Linked DNA regions of Homo sapiens: region 1 is linked to region 2. A link is an interaction called in ENCODE POLR2A ChIA-PET data of the cell type or tissue named here. Cell type or tissue: Caco-2. All regions are shown on one strand. Each heading gives the region's core, and the rest is flanking DNA. Links, peaks and the distances in the headings are about the cores only. Region 1 overlaps SYT14 (synaptotagmin 14). Region 2 overlaps SERTAD4 (SERTA domain containing 4).

The links. ChIA-PET counts read pairs that join two places held together with the same protein. Peaks named below come from ENCODE experiments on the same cell type or tissue, not always from the same donor. Only the 100,000 strongest peaks of a DNase experiment are listed, where the experiment ranks them.
Region 1: POLR2A ChIA-PET joins it to region 2 with 15 read pairs; 2 of 35 experiments call an interaction of 5 or more read pairs at or near these places.

What each region holds. Positions count from the first base shown.
Region 1 is chr1:210,091,535-210,103,345 of GRCh38, reverse strand. SYT14 (synaptotagmin 14) reads right to left here. Exons shown (of 9, transcript NM_001146262.4): 5 at 8,753-9,024; 6 at 2,885-3,334. Among named protein-coding and RNA genes, the nearest start is that of SERTAD4, 140 kb to the left of the region's middle. In Caco-2, for the core only: no CTCF peak of the experiment used is centred there; a DNase peak (open chromatin) is centred at 6,655.
Region 2 is chr1:210,246,172-210,257,982 of GRCh38, reverse strand. SERTAD4 (SERTA domain containing 4) reads right to left here. Exons shown (of 4, transcript NM_019605.5): 4 at 11,728-11,811. Among named protein-coding and RNA genes, the nearest start is that of SERTAD4-AS1, 18 kb to the right of the region's middle. RefSeq lists enhancers at 4,950-5,504, 6,060-6,615. In Caco-2, for the core only: no CTCF peak of the experiment used is centred there; DNase peaks (open chromatin) are centred at 5,222, 6,682 and 7,152; H3K4me3 peaks cover 1,873 bases.

The DNA of each region.
Region 1 (11,811 bases), core at 1,993-9,992, 150 kb after region 2:
ATCTCCTGACCTCATGATCTGCCCACCTCGGCCTCCCAAAGTGTTGGGAATACAGGTGTGAGCCACTGCGCCCGGCCTTAATGTTAAACTTTAATCTTATTCTCAGGGAAACTCACTGTTTAGTTCTCAGAAAGTCATTTTGGTGACATTGGTCTTTTTTTTCTCTCAATCAGTTCCTGCAAAACTAGCTATAAAACTAAATTTTATATGCAAAATTCTATTTTCCTATTATCTATGAAAAAAACTGTAAGTTTAAATGTGTTTTAATGGTAGTTTGCAAGTTCTTTGGCTGGATTAAAACTTTTCCTTGCCAAAAGTTACAATAAAAATGACAACAATAATAAGTGATTATTCAAAAGCTACTAGAAGGCCTGGCATGGTGCCTCATGCCTGTAATCCCAGCGTTTTGGGAGACTGACATGGGAGAATCGCTTCAGGCCAGGAGTTCAAGACTAGCCTGGACAACACAGCAAGACTCGATTTCTAAAAAAAAAAAATTAGCCAGGCCTGGTGGTGTGCACCTGTAGTCCTAGCTATTCGAGAGGCTGAGGTGGGAGGATCACTTAAGCCCAGGAGTTTCAGGCTACAATCAGCCATGATTGCACTACTACACCCCAGCCTGGGTGACCCTGACTTTTCCCAGAGTGAGACCCTGACTCTGGGGAAAAAAAGCAACTAGAACAAATGTTTAATTATGAGTGTATCTCTTACAGATATATTATTGCATCTTACAAAAATTAGAGCCAAACTCACCCAAGTAAACTGCAATTACAAGATCTCCCCACAAAGTTAATATTAAAACTTAAGCAGGGAGAACATTAATACTATAGTATATATAGAATATATACATTCTATTGGTATATTTTAATGACTAAACAACTGATAGCACAGAAGCCAAAAGCAACCAATGAGATTTTGAGAAGGTGGAGAAAGAAGGAAAGTGACAAAAAAGAACAATTAAATACAGGGTACTGAATTTGAGAAGCATGTCAACACAGAGAAAGGGCAGAAGATGGATAGTTTTATTCAAATATAAATGTTACATCTTTAGAGGAGAACGACAGACAATGGGGCCTATCAGAGGGTGGCAGGTGGGAGAAGATAGAGGATCAGGAAAATTAACTATTAGGTCCTGGGCTTTATACCTGGGTGATGAAATAATCTGTAAAACAAACCCCCATGACACAAGTTTACCTATATAACAAACCTGCACACGTACCCCTGAACTTAAAATAAAAGTTAAAAAAAATAAATGTTATGTCTTACAAGCTATTTATTTGGCACTTTTTCCTCAGAAATTATTGTACTGGTTGGCAGAAAAAGATTACAGAATCAATGACTAGAAGCTAACACACGTAATGTAGGTCCATTAAAAAATTGCTTAGTTTGAACAGAGATAAGACAGTATTATTTTCTATGGCTTCATTCTCTTTGTGAAATGAATGTAATTAAAACATAATTAATTGGTAACAGATAAATTACATACCTCTTGATGACAGAGTCTTTCTCTTCTAATTTAAATGAGATTTCTATATAAGCGTTTATTTTCCACAGAGTAACTAGTGATCACTCAGACCAAATAATGAAGAAGTTTAGAAATCATATTAATAACTGTAGATTATTAAATTTTATGAAAAATTCGTTCTTCCCCCCTCCGAAATATTGCCTGAACTCTTTTTTCTCCCCTCTTTTAAGCTGCTATTATTTCTAAAAGGTATTTCCCCAAAATAATTCTGAAAATTTAAAAGGATAACAAGTTATCAATTTTCCCAACAGAGATTAAGTCTTATCCTAGAAACCCATATGAATATACTATATTTACATCATCATTTTGTACTTAAAGACACTGAAATCATTTAGTTAAACTGGTATGGTGTTGACTGTGAATCAAGGTCTTACAACATAAAATGTTGCCTGATGTAAATGAGATGAGACCCTAAACTACTTGGACCGAAGCTTACACATTTAAAAGCTCAAAACAACACTAAAATAGTATACCTTTATTTTAAAATATAAACCTATTCTAAAATCTGTATATTTATATTTTAAAAATGCTTTGTATTCAATATAACAGAGATGAATAAATATAAACCATAATGCACACTTACAGCATATCACAGATTTTTTCATAATCTAAATAACTATGTGGCATAATGTATCTCCCTGGTTTAAATAAACAGTGCAGACATTTCTCTCCTGTGATTTGCAATGCCTTGTGGGAATTTAGTTAAAAATATGAAGACAGAGAGAGATTTATATGTGATTATCATCTGGAGGACAAAAAGAGAAAAGAGAGAACTAGCTCAAAGTACTAAGCTTAAGGGTTCTCCTGAAATACTTTACAATCTGTTTAAAAAGGGTGGAAAGTCTAATGAGGCCAGATTTATTTTGAAATTTTAAAATAATTTCACAGAAGTTCTGGAAACATATCCAGTCGGGACCTAGGGAGCGGTATATATATTCTGTAAGGGCAAATCCTTTCTGCCATACAGCAAATAACATATGGGGCTGATACTTCTTAATGTATTGCCTAGTTTTAACCTGGAAAAAAAATAATAAATTCTATAAGGAGTTTGGATGACTTCATAATCAAACATTTAATAAATGTTCAACAACAACAACAAAAAACATGTAAAACCCTGGGCCAAAACTCTGTGAAGGATAAAATAAAAGACATAAATCACAAATTATCTTCAAGGGCAACTTTTTTAGGTAAGAAAAAGTATATCTATCTATCCAGGGCTTAGATATTTTTGTAAAGGCATGATTACTATGTAAAAAAATAGACTGACAAACTTGTTGGCTTGATTAAAGATTTTTAAAATTGTGCATACTATAAACCATGAACATAAACTGTATTCAGGCCATTTGATGAGATACTCACAGAATGATTGTAAGAAGGTTCCAATATCACAGGCAATGACATTTTCCCTTGAAGATTCAATTTTGTTAAATAAAAAATCTTTTCCCCCACAATCTTTTCTTTTTTCATGCGATGTACACCATACAGTCTAAACCGAACTGCATAATTTCCAATCATCTCAGATTCAACATGATTAAATTTAAATGTTTCTGTGAAGACAGGGCATGGTCCTCTCTGGATGCTGGTTTTTGCTCTCTGTTTCTTTATAGGTAGAAGAACAAGGTGTACTTGCCATGAGTTGCCACCTGTCCTGTTATATGTTGGGATGTCTGTGACAGCTGTCACTGTTACCAGAAGCTTCTGTTCTTGTGAGTCATAGTCAAAAGTCACATCCAGTGTGCCATATTTAGCTTCTGGCTCAGGATCAAAAGGTTTAGGAAGCTGCGAAGATGATCCTTGAGCTGACATATCCTAAGAAAAGAAAATTTAAATGTTAGAGTTTTTAACTCAATTATTTAACCTAGCATGTAAATAAATACTTGATATTTCTTTAGAAGATGTGAAAACAATTCTGCCACAAAGAAAGTAATACAATAATAATTAACAGTCAACTACAACCAAAAGCTACCCTATAGAGCGAGATTAGTACAGGCAGTAAGTTAAATTCAAAACTTATGATAATAAAGACACGTTTAGAATTTAATATTCACCATTACAATTCTGAGAAAGTGTGATGTATGTTTTTATAAATGAGAATTTAAAATATATCCTTTAGTGGGTATATCTGCTCCTTTTGTAGAAAACTACTACATTTTACTTTCAATTTCATTTACAATGCCATTGACAGCACAGTATCAGGCTGCAGAGAAAGAGAACATAAATAAAAGTATAACGCTATGGAAAAATTTGGTTCCGTTTTCAGAGATTGTTCTAAAACACCCCCATCTGTAATAAAATATAAAGATATTTAGACTTAAAAATCAATGGAAATGTGAAATATGAAACTATAAATAAAGGTCTCAAAATATTAGCGGTCAAATATTTACTTTCCATAACATAGACTGTATTTACTTCAATTTCTAAACACAATTAAAAACATATTATTTTCTAACATTAATGACTATTGAAAATGGCAGAACACACATTTTAAAAGTTCAAGAAAGGCTGTAACGGTAGTTTTTAATTATGAAATTAAAAGAAATTATAACCATTTTTCCTGTAATTGTCTCAAATTCTTGCCAGTCTATCTATCTAGAATGTAATAGGGGTTTTAGCTAGTTACCAACAATGTCAAACCTACGTCTCTGACCTTTCAACTATACCACTTTGCCTCTTCAAGTATTTTAATAAATCTTAAATAATTCTCATTTCAAAATGTGGGCCAATTTAATAAATTTCTAAAATTTTCTAAATTTTGAGTGGCAGTGAATACTACTGAATCTCAGTCTTCTCTTTTTCCATTTACGAAACAAAATAAAACAAAACAAAACCTTCCTGAGTGTTAGCTAGAAATACTACCCACAAGATTTGGGGAGCTGAGGCAGGCAGATCACTTGAGGTCAGGAGTTCGAGACCAACCTGGCCAACATGGTGAATCTCTACTAACATGGCCATCTCTACTAAAAATACAAAAATTAACTGGGCATGGGTGGCAGGTGCCTGTAGTCCCAGCTACTCAGGTAGGTGAGGCAGGAGAATCGCTTGAGCCAGGGAGGCAGAGGTCGCAGTGAGCCAAGATCATGCCAGTGGACTCCAGCTTCAGTGACAGGGTGAGAATTTGTGTAAAAAAAAAAAAACACTGTCCACAAGAGACTATACTTCAGCGCCTCTATTATAGCTCATACGACTACATGACTCAGCTTTGGCCAATGGGAGGCAAAAATAATTTACGTGTGAAACATTCAGATCAGGTTTATATAAGAAATTACTTGCTCTCTACTCTCTGTCTCACTCTTCTCACAAGCAGATATACAAACAGGAAGTGTGGGTCAGCTCAGACCATGTGGACTAGGACAATACCCTAGGGGAAGGCAGAGAAACAGAAGAGAAGGAACTGGGTTCCTGAATAATCTCATAGAGCAAAGCCCCCTGCTCACCCTGCACTGTTGTTAAACAAAAGAGAATTAAGTTTCTGTGTTCTTTAGCCATTGTATTTGGTGGGGGCTAGGGGTCTTTTTGTTGTAGCAGCTTAACATGTACCGTAACTACTGTATCTACTATGTGCCAACCCCTATTTTAGGTCGGGAGAGTGCTTCTTTCTGCAGAGAGAACCAAAAAGACATGAGTCCTTAATTTTTTTTTTTTTTTTGACACAGGGTCTTTCTTTGTTTACCAGGCTGGAATGCAATGGCACAATCATGGCTCACTGCAGCCTTGGCCTCCCATGCTCAAGTGATCCTCCTGCCTCAGCCTCCTGAGTAGCTGGAATCACAGGCATACACGACCACACCTGGCTAAATTTTTTGATTTTTAGTAGAGACAAAAGTCTATGTTGCCCAGGCTGGTCTCAAACTCTTGGGCTCAAGGAACCCTCCTGCCTTGGCTTCCCAAAGTGCTGGGATTAAAGGTGTGAGCCACCATGCCCAGTTAGTCCTTGATCTTATAAATCTTATATGCTAGTTGGTATAATGTATGCAGGAAAAAAAACAACAGAAGAACAGTACTTGGGGAGAAGAAATAAATTCCCAAAAGAGAATTCAGTTTTTAATGTAGCATAAGAAAATCAAAACATATTCTTATTCTGTTAAAAAATTTACGGTTTAGAGCAAAATGTGTTAATGTATACTACTTTATAATTGGTAATTAAAGATTATTAATTATATGGCTTTGGTATTTCAATTAAATATTTTCTAAAATAGCATCACGACAGCTAAGATTTTCAGGCAATAAAAATGTTTATCAGGTCCTAGATAGCTATTTTTGAATTTTACTTCTCTTGGTGCCGCCCTGATTGTTTTTTCTTTTTTTTCAAAATTCCAACAACTCTTATGAAACCCAATGTTGAAAGGGTGGAACACTGACAGATAAAAGACATTATCTGCATTCTGAAAACAGGCAATAAGCAAACAATCCTTCCTTTCAAGGTATGGGACCAGTTTTAAAAAATCTTTATTTAGATAGCAATAGGTTATCAACAGCGTTTATAAACTCCTTCCCATGGAATTCTTCTGAACCTTCTCTCCTCTCTCAGTTTAATCATGTATGTAGATAGGCTCTAAGATAGCTACAGCCTGGATTAAACCAAGAGAAAAGTGAGAATTTTCTATCTGACACATAATATCTATTACAAGGATGCAAAATAAACTTGAAAAAACACAAAAGTGAATTTTATATTAGCATAGGCTATCGGCATTCACATCTAAATATTTCTGTAATGTGCATTTGCTATATTGTTTGAGTACATTCAATGCTACTACAGAAGACACAAAAATAAGCAGGACGGAGGAAATTCCAAAGAAGTGGTTACAGATAGCAAGTTAGCAGCTTCTGAAATACAGACAAAACTCACAGTGTGTGATAACTATAGATAGTGAGTAAAGAAGCAGCTTGTGAGACATAGGCAGAATTCATACGATATTAAATATAAATAGTTAATAACTTGTAACATATGCCAAAGAAAGATTAAATAGAAAATCTGACGGATCAAATGAGTGTTACCTATAGAAAGGGATGAAATGCACAAGCCACGATCATGTAGCCTCTGGGCTGACAGCTCTGTCACCCATGTGCTCTACTTAAGAAATGCAGATAAAACCTACAACTGCCTAGTAGGTTGACAAGCTTCACTGGTGGCCAGGAGTATAACTATATCTCTCCCACAAAGCAAACAAGTGTGTGCTGTTGGCTCTTGATACCCTTGTTCAAATTTCAACTCTGGTCCTTGTTACATCATAAATAGGAATGCTGATGGAAAAGAAGACAGTGAGACAGGATGTATGGGCACTGCATAAAACAGGACTCACACAGTGTGGTCTTGCTACCGATACTCACTTACAGCTTATCCCCAGGTGTGTTAATGGATTTCTGATTTCATCCAGCTCCTCTTACTTCTTGCTTTGTATGTGAAATGGACTAAAACACACTCTCTTTCTCTCTCTCTCACACACACACATGCACACACAATAATTTGAGCATCTTACTTTGGTCCTTTACTCCTCTGAGAGAGTTTGCCTGGTAATGTTTGGAGGGTACCACTGAATCAAAGTAATTTCACACACAACATTTTGGATCAAAAAAGGCAATATAATATAGTTGTTAAGAGCACTGTTTTGGCAGTCAGACAGACCTGGGTTGGAACTAAAGTTTCACTATTTAAGAGCTGCTTCTACTTGGTCAAATTGTTTAGCTCTCTGACTCTTAATGTTTTCATTTATAAAATGGAAATAATAACTTCCTAAAGATGTGGTTGTTAGAATTAAATGAGCAGACTACATAAAGCTCATAGCAAAATTCCTGACACAAGTGATGATAGGTATTATTGTTGTTGTTTATTAATCCCACAATCCAGGCTTCACTGTTAACTTGTGAGCTATATATGTAGTTTACAAAGCTACAAAACAGCTGTCTCAAATTTGTTTAGGTAATGGAACACAAAGAAACATTCATCATGAAAAATCATAAAATAATGATATATTAAACTTAAAATATCAGCATACAATTTTCTTCTCGGTCAGATACTGTAATACTAGAAATACTAAAAAAAGCAATAACAGATACAGAGTAGTTTTAACAATTATAGAAGAAAAACCTAAAATTAAGGAAATTCTATCCATAGCTTAATTGTTCTGGGTATTAGGAAACTACACCTATTATTTAATTTTGGCAGCAGATCTGAAAATTCATCTGGTAAGAATACGGACATATTTCAGTATTACTGAATGTTGTCTGGAACAAAAACAGTAAAAACTTGCAATCTAAAACTTTTAAGTAGGCTGGGTGCAGTGGCTTATGCCTGCAAACCCAGCACTTTGGGAGGCTGAAGCAGGAAGATTGCTTGAGCCCAGGAATTTGAGACCAGCCTGGGCAACATAGTGAGAGCCTGTCTCTACAAAAAAATTAAAAAATTTGTGGGTGTGGTGGTGCACACCTGTAGTATCAGTTACTTGGGAAGCTGAGGTGGGAGGAAGCTGCAGTGAGCTGTGACTGTGCCACTGCACTCTGTTCTGAGTGACAGAGACAGACTCTGTCTCAAAACAAAAACAAAAACACTTGAAAGTAAATCTAAATACTAACTTATAAAAACTCTAGATTGTCTTTATATAGTTTTCATTATGACAGAAACATTAAAACAAATTCTTTTTAGAATACAGTAATACTTCAAAACTGCCACAAAATTATTTTTGTTGTAATTTTCACATTTTTGCTCCGAAACAGTAAGTAAACTTAAAGCTCAACCAACCAGCCACTCTGAATGCATGAAGCCATGGATTCAAATTTCATTAGTAAAGCTGATCATCATTTATCCCTTGCATTTTCTATGATATGAAAATACAATAAGATTATTTTGAAAGACTTGTGAAACATTGAGTAACCTCCCAATAGTAAAAAAATCCAAAATAAAATAAAAATAATACAAATAGTAACCTCAAGATGAAATAAACAGGTAAATTATTCCAGAATGTTTTATACAAAGTATTTAAAAAAAACATCTTTAGGTACCCATCTTCTTTTGGTGGTGGGGCTTGGGGTTGGGGAGTGGGGGCAGCTGAAGACTAGTTGGGACATTCCTGATAAGTTTGTTGGATAAAGATTAGATTAAGGATGGATACTGGTACTATAAGTTACAAAGGAATAAGTGATAAAATCAATTCTTCTTACCAAGAGGAGAAGCACAGGATTATTATCCTCCAAATAACATTCATTTTCAAACTTCTATGTGCTTTTACTTACTTCAGGGCTCAGGACTGCAGTGCTGTCACTTGGAACATCTTCTTCATATCCTTTATTATGAAAACTTTCTATTTCATGACCTGTGCTTCCTTCACTTGGGCACTTGTTATATGAGCATCTTGGACTGTTGCTGCAGTGGGAAAATTCACATTTACTGTCCCCAATTTCTGAGGGTGTACATGACAGATGGGGAGAACCACTGTCATCCTGATATGGTGGTGGCTGCAATTCATCCAGCGGGGGTGTTCTTCTCATTCTCTGAATGCAGTTTCCTGATAATGATTAAGAATCTGGTCACTGTTTCCAATTAGCCTCAACACACAGTATAGTCTACAATAATTGTAAATAACTTTTGAAAACTGGATCAAAAAATTGATGGCAACATAACTATTAGATTTACTAATGACTTCTCTTTTTCCCTAGTTCAGAGGCACAAATAAAATGATCTGGTTTCCCACTCCTTGCCTCCTGCATAATAAGATTAGGAAAAATAAAAGTCATATACGAAGAAAGATCCTGTTATGTATCATAAAAATTAGGGAGTGATAAGTATTAAACAGCTTATTTGTCTCTCTCAAAACAATCCCGATGTATACATACTTCATCTATTACCCCATGATCTGTGGCCACCCTAGGGTCAAAGCGATACAAATATGGTTGGAAAAACAAACATAATAATACCTCTGCTTGTTCTTCACCTATGTTCAACAAGAACTCACCTACATTCTTCAGTTACTGAGATGAACTTAAACTAGCATTCAGCTAGCAGTGTCAGAAATGTTTTTCTACATCTGTCCTGGATCCAGAATCCTAGAATGAGGTGCACTGTGAATCAGGCCCATTCCCTGTTTGCGAACATCCATCAATCTGCAAAGACTGGAGGCTGTGTTCTGTCTCTTCTCCATTATAAGGGCACTCTATCCCACTCTACATCTGTGTCTGTATTCTTTATAAATTATGACTCCATCTTGTCTATAGTAGACATCTCTACCTCTAGCAGTTAACATGAAACCACATTTTCTTTCACTCTTAAATTATCCTTTTAATTTTTACCTCAATGATTTACCTCGGTGATTGAGAATAAACATATCTGCGAACAAGGACAGAGTTGGGGGCAGGAGGGAAATAAGGAAACAGAGTCCAGTAAATAATTTAAGAACAGCTAAGTCTTTGTAGATAAATCCTGAATGCAATACTAAACATTAAATTTAAACACTGATCTTTTTTTTTCTTTTAATGAACTGTGCATCTCTTTTCTCAAAAGGGACCCTGAAACAGTAGTTTGTACTATCATTGTTATGGAGTTCAGTTCAAATATTCAATAGTTCCTCTGTTCTTCCTAAGATAAAAAGTTACATAAGAACTATAAGCTTCATTTAAAAATTACCAAAATGCTTGGTTCAAATGAAAAATGATAATTTGCACAAATGTAGCACAAATTTACATATTTGCTCAGAGGCCCCAATTTTGAAAAAAAAAAGAAAAACTAAATGTCTTACCTAGTGAGTCTAATAGTCTAACCACAGAGTCATCTCTCAATATATGTGGGGAACTGGTTCTAACCCCACCATTCCCTTTCAAATACCAAAATGCAAAAATGCTCAAGTACCTGTTATAAAATGGTGTAGTATTTACATATAACCTAAGTACATCCTCCCATATACTTTAAATCATCTCTATGTTACTTACAATGTCTAACACAATGTGAATGCTATGTAAATGTTGTAATACTATATTGTGTGGGAAATAAGAAAAAGTCTGTATGTTTGGTACAGATGAAACCATACATTTTTTCAAATATTTTCCATCTGAGGTTGGTTGAATTCACAGATGCAGAACCTACAGACATGGAGGGCCGGCTGTACTAACTTTAGTTTATAACGTAAGCAAAAAGTAAAAAAGTGGCTGAATTAATAAAGTTGAAGCTAAATTCAAGAAGACAGATTAGACATGTTGCAAGTCATAGCCAAAAAACCCACAGAATTCCAGAATAGTAAAGAGACAAGTGGTTTTAGGCAGTTAATTGGCTTGATCCATTTATGTGGTAGGTAAGTATGTGTGGCTGCCACCGCTGGCAGACTGACTTGACTCCATCCATAACCTCTTTTTCTCCTAAGCAGCATTCTGATTAGGAGTGGCCAATGAGATCTAAGCAGATTTCAGAGTGAACCTTCCAGGAAAGTTTTTGTTTTCCTGATAAAAGCAGGTAGACTCTACTGGCATGCCCCTTTGTCCCTTTGCCTTTCGCCTGCTTCCCTCTTGGAGGAGTAGCAGCAGCTACCTTGTGACCATACAGTGACAAGTATGAGAATGAAAGCTAGGAAGGCAGAAGCAGGAAAATGAAAAGCCCGGTATCTGAAACATCACTAAATACCTACCTCCAAACTTGACACCTGAGACAAATCCCTATTTGTTAAAGAAAAAGAAAAAAAACTATAATAGTTGGATTTTCTACTGTTTCCAAATATATTCTCAATGGATATAGTTTATTAATCATTAAACTGGCATCCTCTGCCCCTTTAAAAGTACATATTTAATTAGCCACTGAATTAAACGGTAATACCTAAATACTGCAACACAAAGTCAATTAAAAATTTTCCAACGTAAGTGGTTTTGGGAGTCAGCACACCATCTACTCCTTTACCTTTTTTCTTAGAAGAGTGGTGATCTTTCCTAGAAGTCTTGAGCATATTGCCTCACAGATCTTAATGCACAGACCTGGGTCACATGTCTATTCCTAAATCCATCATTGGTAGAAGAAATGGGATGACCATAATTGGCTTAAATTAATCAGAAGCCATCAAAATTTGAAGCTGGGGATGGGGCCAGCTTCACTCTTCATATCTATATGGAAAAGAGTAGATGCCTAAACAATGTAGGATCCAGGAGGGAGGATGAAAGAGAAAGAATGTTGGTACAAAATGAACATGATCCAGTTCATGATCCAGTGAACATGGCTCACTGCAGTCTTGACCTCCCAGGCTCAAGTGATCCTCCCTCCTCAGCCTCCCAAGTAGCTGGAACTATAGGCATGAGCCACCATGCCTGGCTAATTTTAA
Region 2 (11,811 bases), core at 2,135-10,134:
GTCAGATTGAGGGCATGCAGAGACGGGCATCTGCAGCTTGAGAAGGAGCCAGGATACACACTCACACACATACACACACAGTTGCAATCGCCCAGGAAGGGCCTGTCTGTCACAGGCCTGGCCTGGCCTGCATGGCACCGAGGTGCTACATCAAAGGAGAGCGGTGGAGTCGGCGATTACTCGGGCATGTGGCTCACCTTCCTGCCAGTATTTTCCCTGACAAGACTTTACTTGCCACCCACATTTTCCTCTCTGGTAACAGAGAGGATTAAAGGCTCCTCAGTCTGCTTCTAACTAAAGCCCTCACCACTCCAGAAACTACTGGAGCTACTGTCTGCAACTCCTCCTCTCCCCCAACCTGCCTCCCCTGTCCTTGACTCTGCCACTCTAGGATAGTCCCACACAACCCTCTCTGGGCCGTGGGGATGATGCTGGAGGGTGTAGATCAGAGCCGGCCAGCCCCAAAACGTTGACCCTCTGGTGCCGGGTAGTTTTCACTGGGCAGTCCCTGGGAGTGAACTAGGGGGATGGGCTAAGGGTCCCCAAGAAGCAAGAACATGGTGCCCAGAGGGCCCAGAGGAGAGGGGATGTGGTTGTGAGCCAGATGGGAGCTGCATGATTCCCTGTACAAGGGATCACGGAGATCCAGGCCTTGACTTGTCCGATATGGTAGCCACTAGCAGTATGTGGCTATTGAGCATTGAAATTGAAATGTGTCTTGTCCTAATTGATATGTGTTGTCATTGTAAACTAGACACCAGATTTCAGACTTAGTACAAGACAAAAAAGAATATAAAATATCTCAGTCAAAATGTTTATATTGATTACATGTTAAAATGACAATAATTTGTGTATATTTGGGTTAAATAAAATATATTATTTAAATGTTTTATAATTTAAAACTTTTTTTTATTTTTTAAAAATTAAGGGACTGGGTGTGGTGGCTCATGCCTATAATTCCAGCACTTTGGGAGGCTGAGGCGAGAGGATTGCTTGAGTCCAGGAGTTCAAGACCAGCCTGGGCAACATAGTGAGACCTTGTCTCTATTAAAAAAAAATTTAAAAAAAAAGTGCAGTGGTATAATCATAACTCACTGTAGCCTCGACCTCCTGGGCTCAAAAGATCCTCCCTGCTTAGCCTCCTTGAGTAGCTGGAACTACAGATGTGCAACGCCACACCTGGCTAATTTTTAATTTTTAGTAGAGACAAGGTCTCCCTGTGTTGCCCAGTTTGGTCTCGAACTCCTGGGCTCAAGTGATTCTCCAGCCTCAGCCTCCCAAAGTGCCGCGATTACAGGTGTGAGCCACCACGCCCAGCCTTTATTATTAAAATTAATGTCACTTTTTTTAATGAACTTTTTTTTTTAATGTGACTACTAGAAAATTGAAAATGACATTCATGATTCGCATCGTATTTTTATTGAGCAGTGCTGGTCTAACAGAAGTAAAGTGTTCCCCACGGGGGGATCAGCCACGGAGAGGGGACCAGTGAGAGAGAGCCTGCTGTGCCCACTTTGAAGTCTTCTCTACCATCAGTCTTGTTCAGCTGGGAACAGGAGCCTGTGAACAGCTTGCCTGACAATGAGACTGACCGGGAGCTAGAACTAAAGCTCCTGACCCCATTCTAATGCTCTGTTCTCTCAAGACAGGACCCCTCATTCCCTCATACCTGGGGCTGGGTTGATGAATTTGTGGCTTACGGTGTAGGGGAGGGGGAAGGTACCCCCAGGACTCTGGGCATCTGTCTAGGGGACCTTCACTGCTGGACTCACCAAAGTTTTAGGGACCAGGACGTGGTGGTAGTACATGTCTCTTCCTGCCAGGAGCCCTTGTCACAGCCTGCAAGCTTAGAAAAGAGAGATGCCCCTTCCAATGTAGGGCATATTCTATTATTTATTAACCCCGAGGAGGCCTGCCCACGATGGCCTTCCAGCTGGTTAATTGGATTTCATGACAACTTTTTTAAAAGGAATGTTCTGAGGAGCAGTGTTGTGTCCTGCCCCAGGGGTCCTGTGAGGTTTCCTCCATCTCCTTGAAAACTCAGCCACTGCGGTATAACATGGAGCTTTAATCATACATGTCAGTGTAGCTCCAGTCCCATCAGAAGCTGTGGTGGGGCTGACACAGCCACTGATGCTCCAGGATGAGAAATAAGTCCCTTTCTTACCTATGATAGAGAAAGTATCTTCTGTGCTTGATGTGTGGGCGACTGCTAGTTAATTTGTGAGGCACTTCTGCTTCGATTACAGCCCCTCGTAGGTGAAAGTGTGCTGCTTATCACAATCAGAATGTCATAAGTTTGCATTTCCTTCTGCTGAGGAGACATTAATAGACATAAGGTCCTATGATAATAGCTATTAGCATGGCTGAGGCCCCTACTTAAACAATTGCTTTGAGACTAGGCAGCTAAACACTAGTATTTCATGCATGGGCTCATTGCTCTTCCTCCCAGGTCAGTTTTGCTATGGTTGTTTCATCCAGAGGATGTTCAGGGAAGGACAGAAGGGGAGCCCCCTGCAGATTCGTGGCCACCCACTGTCCCATGGCCTTCAGATAAGGAGAGGGACAAAGCCTGCTGTACAAAAAAATCTATGTATGCACAAAGCTGCATTTTTAAGGACAGGCAAGAATTCCTGGTGTTATGGTAGAATTTACTGGAGAGCCCTTTAGACTGTTAGATTCCTGCCAGAATGGGTTGTTTACAGGGAGGTCTACTGAGGATGGAGACTGGGCAACTTAAAACAAGAAGGCAAGGAGCTAACCCCATGTTTAGTGTCTTTCTTGTGTAGAGTTCTGACACTAGACACTTACAGTAAGTATGTGCCCATAAACCACTATCCCATGGACCCGAGGGTAGAGCCCCTTCCTAGGATTTGGAAGGGACCCTGGAGAGAAGGAATGGGGGTGCGTACTGAGGTACTAGAACCCCTAGGGATGAGTGCAGTGGAAGTTCAGATAGCCATGGAATCTATCCTTTGACTGGGTGCTCTCTTTTTCTGGAGGACATGCTCATAAAACAACAAATTGTCACTCTAAACTATTCCCCCACATCAACAAGGACAAGGGTCCCACAGCTATTCATATTGTGTGCTTGGCATTATGTAAAGTGACTTACATACACCATCCCAATAACTTAGTTATGGGTATAGTTAGCCACATTTTACTCATGAAGAAACCTGCGCTTACAGAAGTCAAGACATTTACTCAAGGTCACAAAGTTATAGGAAGCCAGGATTGTAACTAAGCTCTCTGATTCCAAAGCCCATGTTTAATTTCTACTTTATAATGCCTTCCAAAAAAAATCTCCCCCAAAACTATGATTCTAGTTGAAAAGTAATTCTAGAGAGGGGGGATATTACATTTTATGTATCACAGAACAGACCTATAGTAGCCCTGGAAAGGCTTCACACAAAATGTGGACCTTGAAGTGGCCTTGAGGGCAAGTTACTCTTTGTATAAGTGGGGGCATGGAGAGGTTATCCCAGGCTAAGGGAAAAGCAGGAGTGAAGGCTGGGAGGTGAAAAGTTGCAGGTCAGCAAGAGAGGACATTGAGAGGACAGAAGTGGCTGGAGCAGAAGGTTCCCCCCAGGGAGCAGAAGGTGGGGCTGGGCATGTAGCCTGGGCTGAGGTCTGGAGGGCATTGAAAGTCAAACCTGGGAGGTAAAGTATTCCTGTTTGCCTGGTGATTTAGGATGATCAGCTACAGAATGGATGGAGTGGAAATGCTTGGGGACTTAGGGGGCACCCTGGGCAGGGCTGAGGCTGTGGACTTCACCTCGGTGGACCTTAATCTCCCCTGCTGTGAGAAGGGTAGATAACCCTGGGTGCTCAGAAGTCTGGGCCCCTGTGGAGCTTGGTGATGCTAAGGCACCTGATGGATGCTAAACCACCTAGGTTATGGCTGCCAGGTGCAATGGCAGAGGTGCAATAGTAGCACCTTCTTTTTCAATGTAAAGATAGCTAGAGGGAGAGAATTGACTAATTGTGTGAGAGCAGAGGGAGGAGTTCAGGTGACTCTGAGACTCCAGTTGGAGGATGTGAACAGAGTATCCCTCTCAGCAGTTGGTCCCCAGCACTGCCTGAGGCCACACCCAAATCTAGGAGCTCCAGTCCACCCCCTTGGGCACTGGCATTCTGCATGCCTGGCTTGGAGGTAGGGTCTCCCCAGCTCCTCCCTGCCCCCTCTGCAGAAAAGCTGAGACTTTTCCCATTTCTCCTGCCTCTTGTTTCTCTAATTTTATGATTGTATGAAAATAAGGTTCCCAAATTGCCTTTAATTAGCTTTAATAAGACAGCCTTTTTGCTAATTAAAACGATTATTAAGAAACCATTTATTGAGAATGAACACAGTTGTTAGAACCTACGAGAATTCTGAACTCTTAATAATAACAACAGCAGCCACCACCAGCCCCATCAGGCCCCAGAAACTCAAACTGGGTAGTGCTCAGGCTGGGGGCCCAGGGTTTCCAACTTTTCCCTCTCTCCAGGGCACCTTGTGGGCAGATGCTGCCTGCAAGCCTATAGTTACTCCTTTCCCCAGCACTGAGGTTCTCTCTGTAGAAAATGTCCCCGGTAAGTAAGCACTGACAGGTTTGCCTGTTAAAGGGTCTGGTGCAGCCAGAGTAAAGCTGGGCAGGCAGTCAGGAGGCCATGAAACCTCCAGTCACTTCACCTCCCTGGACCTTTATCTCCCCTGCTGTGAGAAGGGTGGGTGGGCCTGGGTGGCCTCAGAAGCCCAGGGCCCTCTGGAGCTTGGTGATGCTAAGGCGCTGGTTGGAGCCTGCACTCGTGGAAACCCACACCTCTGGGTAATGGGGGAGTCTGGGGCTAGCAGAGCCCAGAGCTCATTTCATCCTCCTCTCCTCCCTCTCCAGGAGGACTGCTCAGGCAGCTGAGGCAAGAGACTCCTGTCGCGAAGCTGTTGAGGAGACTCGGAGACTCTGGGCTCCCGCTAGGAGCAAGCAGGCGCGGTGCAGCGAGGCGAAGCCCAGGCGCGGGGCCCGGAACGCGGTGGTGCAGCTCCCCGGTCCCCGGGTCTCTGACCGCGGTGCTCTCTCCCGCCCCGGGCTGCGCAGCTGCTGACAGCTCCTGGGTGATGGCGAACGGCTTGTGCTGTCACATTTCCTTCCTGTAGGGAGGGGGTGGGGAGCTGGAGCCTGGAAGGGCCGGGACGGGGAGGGAGACTACCCAGGTGGAAGGCGGTGCAGAAGGTTGCTGGAGAGAAGACGCCCCGGGCAATTTCTAGTGACGTCGTCTAGGCCGTATCTACCTTCTGGGGTCAGGAGTCTTGCTACACCCTAACCCCGCCTCCTCCAGAGTCCTCCCAGGGTTTTTCCAGGGACCTGGTCAGCTTGAGGTCTTGGCAGCACTTGAAAAGCAGCGGTGGTTTTTGATTTAGTTGTTTAATTTTTATTTTTAAATATTACAGTGGAAAGAACGTGGACTTTGGAGTCCCATAGCCCTGGACTCCAATTCGGTGGGTCGAATACCTAGCTTTGTGACCCTTTGTGACACTCAACTGAGCTTCGTTTCACGACAGCTTTTTTCCCATGGGGCTGCTGTAAGGCTTAGATGCAATAATGGAGGTGAGGTTGCCCAGTCGGTAGCCTAAGACCCAGCGCTAGTGTCGGGGGAATGTGCACTTGACCTCAACCAGTGAAGGCGAAGGATAAGCTTCCAGGCCCTAAACCCGAGGCCAAGCCGGCCCCGGTCTCCTTGGCGCTCGCTGGCGTCCAGGGTCGGCAGCAGGGCTGGGGACAGTGGGAGTGGGTACTCGGCGGTTCCCAACCACGCCGCATGTCGGAATCCACGCGGACGTCTGAAGAAACATCCGCTGGGGGCCTCAGCAGAGTCCAATTCATCGCGAGCCTCTGGGGTAGGGCTCAGGCCTGAGGGTTTTGTAAAAGCTCCCGAAGGGGGCTCCGAGGTGCAATCAGGATTGAGAACTGGTGATTGAAGAACCACCGCGGTCTCCGGAAAGAAATAAACAAAGAGGCCTTCCTGGGGCGGAAGGGAAGAGGGCTGGCGGGTCCCCACCCGTGTGCAGGTGACCCCTTCACACCCGCATTCCCACGCCCAGGGACACGGTTACACGCACGCTTGGACACACGGGCACCCACACTCACCCGAACACACACACCCACGCCCATTCACGCTGTCCCGGACACACCCACACCCACTGCATTCTCCGGGCGAGTCCTGCGGCCGGAACCCAGACAGAGCGCGCCCGCTGGGGGCCGGGCCCCGCTGCTCCGAGGGTCTCAGGCCAGGAGGCCCGAGCGCGCCACAGCCGCTGACAGCGCGGCTCCTCCGAGCCCGGGGCGCTCGGCAGAGCCCCCGCCGGGCCGCGCCGCGCTCGCTCCGGCTCTTTGTTATGCTAATTCCCCTTCCCAGCTGGTGCCAGCTGCCTGCACAATGAGCGCCCGGAGCCCTTGCCAGCCCTCGCCAGCCAGGGAGTGGGGGCGGGGCGGGGGGGGGCCACCTCACACTGCGGCTGCCCTCCTCACCACCCCCTCGCCGTCCCAGCACAGCGCAGTCTGGCCGGGTGCTGAGCAGCCCAATAAGCAGCCTTTCCCCCGTCCTCCCCTCCCCCATGCTTGCAGGGCCGCGCCCCCCGGGGCCTGCAGGGCATCCTCTGATTCATTCCAGTCGCTAGGGCTGCCCGCCCTCCAGGTGCCAGGGCTTGATGATGAAAAGTAAAAGGCTCCTCCGCGGCTCGAGAGCCGTGAGGATGAAAGAGAAGCAGCCGCCTCCCAGACCACACAGCTAATCCTCCCATAAACCTCGAGCAAATAAGGGGAGAGGAAGAACAGGCCGGCTACAGATGTGGAGTGCAGCCTCCGGGGATCCCCAAATTAAAACTCGTGCAGGGGAAGCCCTTGGACCACAACCAAATGACACTAATTGGGTTATGGGACCATAATCTTGGCTGGTATTTAAAAAAAAAAAAAAAACAGTTATAGTCACAGCTGCAAGAACTGTCTTCATAAAAAGAAGGGGGAAAGTCCGCTATTTTATTACGCATAAGAATGAGAGAGAAGAGGGTTCACGGATCTCCTGCCTGCATGGTGCAGACAGGCTGGTTGCTTGAAGGCGAGGACAGTCTTGTGCCAGGGGGAGCCGCGTTGTGCCTGGCTGGCTCCGGGTGTGTGGAGCTAATCGGCTAAAGGAGGCGGGGGCAGGAGCACTCCAGGGGGAGGGGCAGAGGAACTGCAGTGAGAATGGGGAAGCATGGCCTATCCGGAGGAATGTATATTACAGAAGACAATAGATTAGCCGCCATATGCAGAAAACAATCATTTGGGACAGGAAAACTCAGAGATGTGTTCTTAAAGAAAGATCCAGAAGCAGTTTCTCAGTTTCACTGGGAGGGAAAAAAGGCATTCTGGGGAAGGGAAGGAAAGGAAAGGGTGACATGCAGAAAACTCAAGTGAACATCTTCAGAAAGATCCCTGATTGTTAGAATCAGGAATTGTTAGAATCAGAAGAGAAGGTTAGAAGGGAACAATCTTTTAGAGGCCCTTTGAATCCAGCCTCATCATTTGACAGATGGAAAATCAAGATCCAGAGAAGTGAAGGAGCTTGTTCATGGTTAGACAGCTAGTGAGTGGCAAACCTGGGCAAGACTCTGTTTCCTAACTCCTAATCTAGTTCTCACCACTAAGTTGGTTATAATCTTGTGGTTAAGAAACAGCAGTCATTTGACCAGAAATCAATACAATAGATTGACTCTAAGCAAATAAATGAAGAGTTATGATTTGTTCTTTTTCTTCTTCTTTCTTTCTTTTTGCTTTCTTCTTCTTTTATTTATTTATTTATTTTTTGGACAGATTCTTGCTCTTTGCTCTGTCACCCAGGCTATAGTGCAGTGGCGCAATCTCAGCTCACTGCAACCTCTGCTTCTGGGGTTCAAGCGATTCTCATGCCTCAGCCTCCAGAGTGGTGGGGACTGCAGGCTCACTGCAACCCCCACCTCCCGGTTTCAAGCGATCCTCCTGCCTCGGCCTCCCAAAGTGCTGGGATTAAGGTGTGCACCATCGTGCCTGGCCTAAACAGGACATTTTTAAAAGATTGAGGTAAGCTTTGTTGGATCTATAATAAGAACAAGTGTTAGAAATCAATTAATTCGTACAAATTCCATCCCAGGATTCTTCCTAGTATGTATTTCTTTATTCATCACTTAAAACACCCAGATAAATGGCCCCAGAATTTCTTTAAGAGTTCTTTCTGTGCAGGGACCAATACCATCTCTAGATAGAGATGTCCCTTGTGCATTAAGTCATCTTGCCTAAAACCAGCTAGGTCAAGATTGGGCTGGTTGAGAATTCTAATTGATCATCTTAACTGGTTAAAATTCTACTGATTGGGAAATAAAAATATCTACTCCAGCTGCTGGTTTTCCAAACTCTGAGAGGACAAAGGTTTAGAGATGGCCAGCCTAGACCTCCCTGGGCAGGCTGAGGTGTCCTGGCTTCCCACTGCCTCTCTCAGCTGGCTCAAATGGCAACTAATGTTGCCAATCATGAGATCCTAGCCCAGTCAGATAGGAGGGGAGCCTCTTGCAGAGAAGTCCTGGGACCCCCATGGTACAACACTGCATTTGCTCTCATTATACTCTGTTGCCCATTTCTCATTCTCAAGCCATATGGTTCAGTTTTGTTCTCATTTCAGGACCTACCCATCAGCAAGCCTGCTACAAATGAACCTCACCTTAGGGAAAAATATATACTCTTCAAAAATAGAGAGACAGAATGTAATTTTGTAAATGGAATTCTATTTTGAAATTATCAGTGGGTTTCTGAGTTTACTGGCAAAACAGAAGGGATAAGAATTTGAAATAGGGATAACCAACCTCTAGTTGACCTTATACATGGAAACTGTATCCCAGTTATTTTATAATAGGCTGTGTCCTTGGTTGTGGTTATCCAGACAATTCTGCTTTGGCCTCCAAAATTATCAGGTAGAGGAGCACAAGGAATAGCGTTTAGTCTAAATTATCTCCCCTGCCCCCCTCCTGCCTTTTTTTTTTTTTTTTTTTTTTTGGAGACAGAGTCTCACTTCCTCATCCAGGCTGTATGCAGTGGATCCATCTAGGCTCACTGCAACCTCTGCCTCTGAGGTTCAAGCAATTCTCCTACCTTGGCCTCCCGAGTAGCTGGGATTAAAGGCGCCCCCCACCACACAGGCCCGGCTAACTTTTGTATTTTTAGTAGACACGGGGTTTCACCATGTTGACCAGGCTGGTCTTGAACTCTTAACCTCAAGTGATCCATCCGCCTTGGCCTCCCAAAGTGCTGGGATTACCAGCAGGCATGAGCTGCCGCGCCTGCCCCCCCTTTTTTTCCTAACTTAATACTGTACTTTTTCTGAGTAAAAGCTAGGTTTAAGAAAATTATTTGATACAACAACTAAATAAACTTGAACTTTGGCAAATCCTAGAGATGAGTCAGAGGTTAGTGGTTTTTAATCTTTCCATTTGTAAGGGACACCTCTTATTCCCTTCACATAGCCAATGTTCTGAAAGATTCTGTCTGACAAACAAATTGTATTTATTAAGGATAATGCCTTCGTTTTCCCAGTCAGAGTTTCTTCTCAGTTTGTGACAGCCTGGAGCTGATTTAATTCCAGCCAAAGGTAAGGAAATCTGATGTGGGGTTAGCCTGTGCAACCACTTTCAGAAGATTTTATGATTTGGTATTTTAAATACTAAACATATCTCAAGGTCACCAATGACGACTTTCATAGCTAAGGGCCCTGGGACCCCAGGTTTCATACCATCCCCCTGTTTAACTTCAAGCTTGCTGTACAGAACCAAAGAGGCTGAATACTTTCCACCAAAAGGAGGATCTGGCACGGTTGGGTTCCACTTGCCGGGCATTCAAGGACAGTAATGGAGAAGTCATGGAGGCTTGTTCACTGCAAACCCATAATGTACACCCAGGCAATGTTGAGTCACTTCCCTGATATTAAAACCTTTAATCCTGACAACCTGATGAGGTGGATAATGTGTGCTGCTCCATTTTACAGATGAGTAAACTGAGGCACTAGGAGGTAAAGTGGCTTGTTGGCCAAGGCCAAGCTTGCACAGCTACCCTGGCAGAGCTGAGATTTTCATCCAGGCAGTCTAACTCCAAACCCCCTACTCTTAACCCTCTTCTATACTCCAGTCTTGTGAGAAACCCACAACCTCTGTGCCTAAACTGAACAGGAGAGAGATTCCTTGGGCTAATGACCATAACTGTTCACAAATACAGTTTGGTGGGTTTATTGAAAAGCACAGCATCTAAGGACATGGAGAACAAGGAGAACCCCTCCCAGCTCCAGAAAGGGCAGACAAGCCATTTCTCTCTTCCTGCAAAAACATTTAAAACAATCCTTTAGTCCCTGAAATGTTTTTTTCTGTTTTCCTAAAGAGGTTTGACAAAGAAACAAAAAATTCTGTCTTCTTTCCCTTGCAGTCTTTAGACTTTTCCTTAAAGAGAGTGGATTCACTCTGCAGTGTACAGGGAGCACTGTATTTCTCAGATTTCCTTCAGTGTACTGGACCAGAGATCAACTCCCCAACCTTTTGCGCAAATCCCTTGCATAGCCTGTCATTCTCTATCTTTTGCTTATTGTGCACACAGGGATGTTGTGAGTTTTGAAGATGGTATAGATATCTGAGTGCTGTGCCAAGTGTATTTCAGAGACATCTACTCATCTCTTGGCTGAGAGGATACCAGGGTCTTACCACATCTGAGAGCTTAGTTCATTGCAGTCACTTTAGAGGGTATCTGAAGAAAAAGCACTGCGTCTAGAAGTATCAAAGATGGGTTCATGTGTGTGCTGACCAGAGGAGGCAGTGGAGAATCATATGCCTGATGCCTGGACTCAGCTGCTTCCATGGAAAGATCTGGATAGAGGTAATGCCTGCCGAAGGCCAGGCTGGTCTGCACAGCACAAGACTAGGGTACGTTAGATCCCTTTCCCCCAAAGTTCTGATATTTGCCTATTGTCTTGGAGATCTTGGCACAAAGCAAGATCATAACTTACATCTCTGCAAGTTCTTTTATATGTAGGTCCTCCCCACAAGATTTTATTCGATTTTCATATTTTTAAATCAAGAGAAGAGTCATAGAAATGGGGTTGAGAAATATAAGAAATTTCATGAGAAACAACTAATACATCGCCATACATTCTATCAGTTTCATTGTGGTCAAAAGCAGGTGTTTCCACACTGTGAATAAGTAGTTTGCATTTTCAAAGTTAACAAATTGGATCAACAACAAAGAAAAGAAACCAACCATAGACAGCCCACCAGCGGATTGTTTACCAAAGAAGATGAAGCTCATGGCGATGGTTTGCAAACACCACCAGACTAGCTTGTGTAAATTCCCTTCGTTTAGTCATCGTTCTTCAGCCTGTCACAGATACTGAAGGGAAATGCAGAAACAGGAAATTACAGACTATTTTAAACAGCATGTTTTATTAAAGTCACTTGCTGATGCACTTTATGGCAGGATGCGAGATTCAAGTGTTCATAACTTACATCTTTGCAAGTGCTTTTCCTAAGTGAGTTCTCCCAGCTCAAATATGGCAGGTACCCAAGGCTGGGAAATAATCTCCAAACTAGTAACTCTTTCACCCCAGGTCGTGTAGCTATATCACATAGAATTGAGACATTTTAGCCATGTCAAGATAATATACCTTGCTTAGGCACTATAGCTAAGAAAGCAACAGAGAGGCATCTTGTAGTAACTTAAAAGATCCTTAATGCATTTATTTTAAACCACAAAATCAAAATACAGCAATCTTAAAATGAATCACTATAAA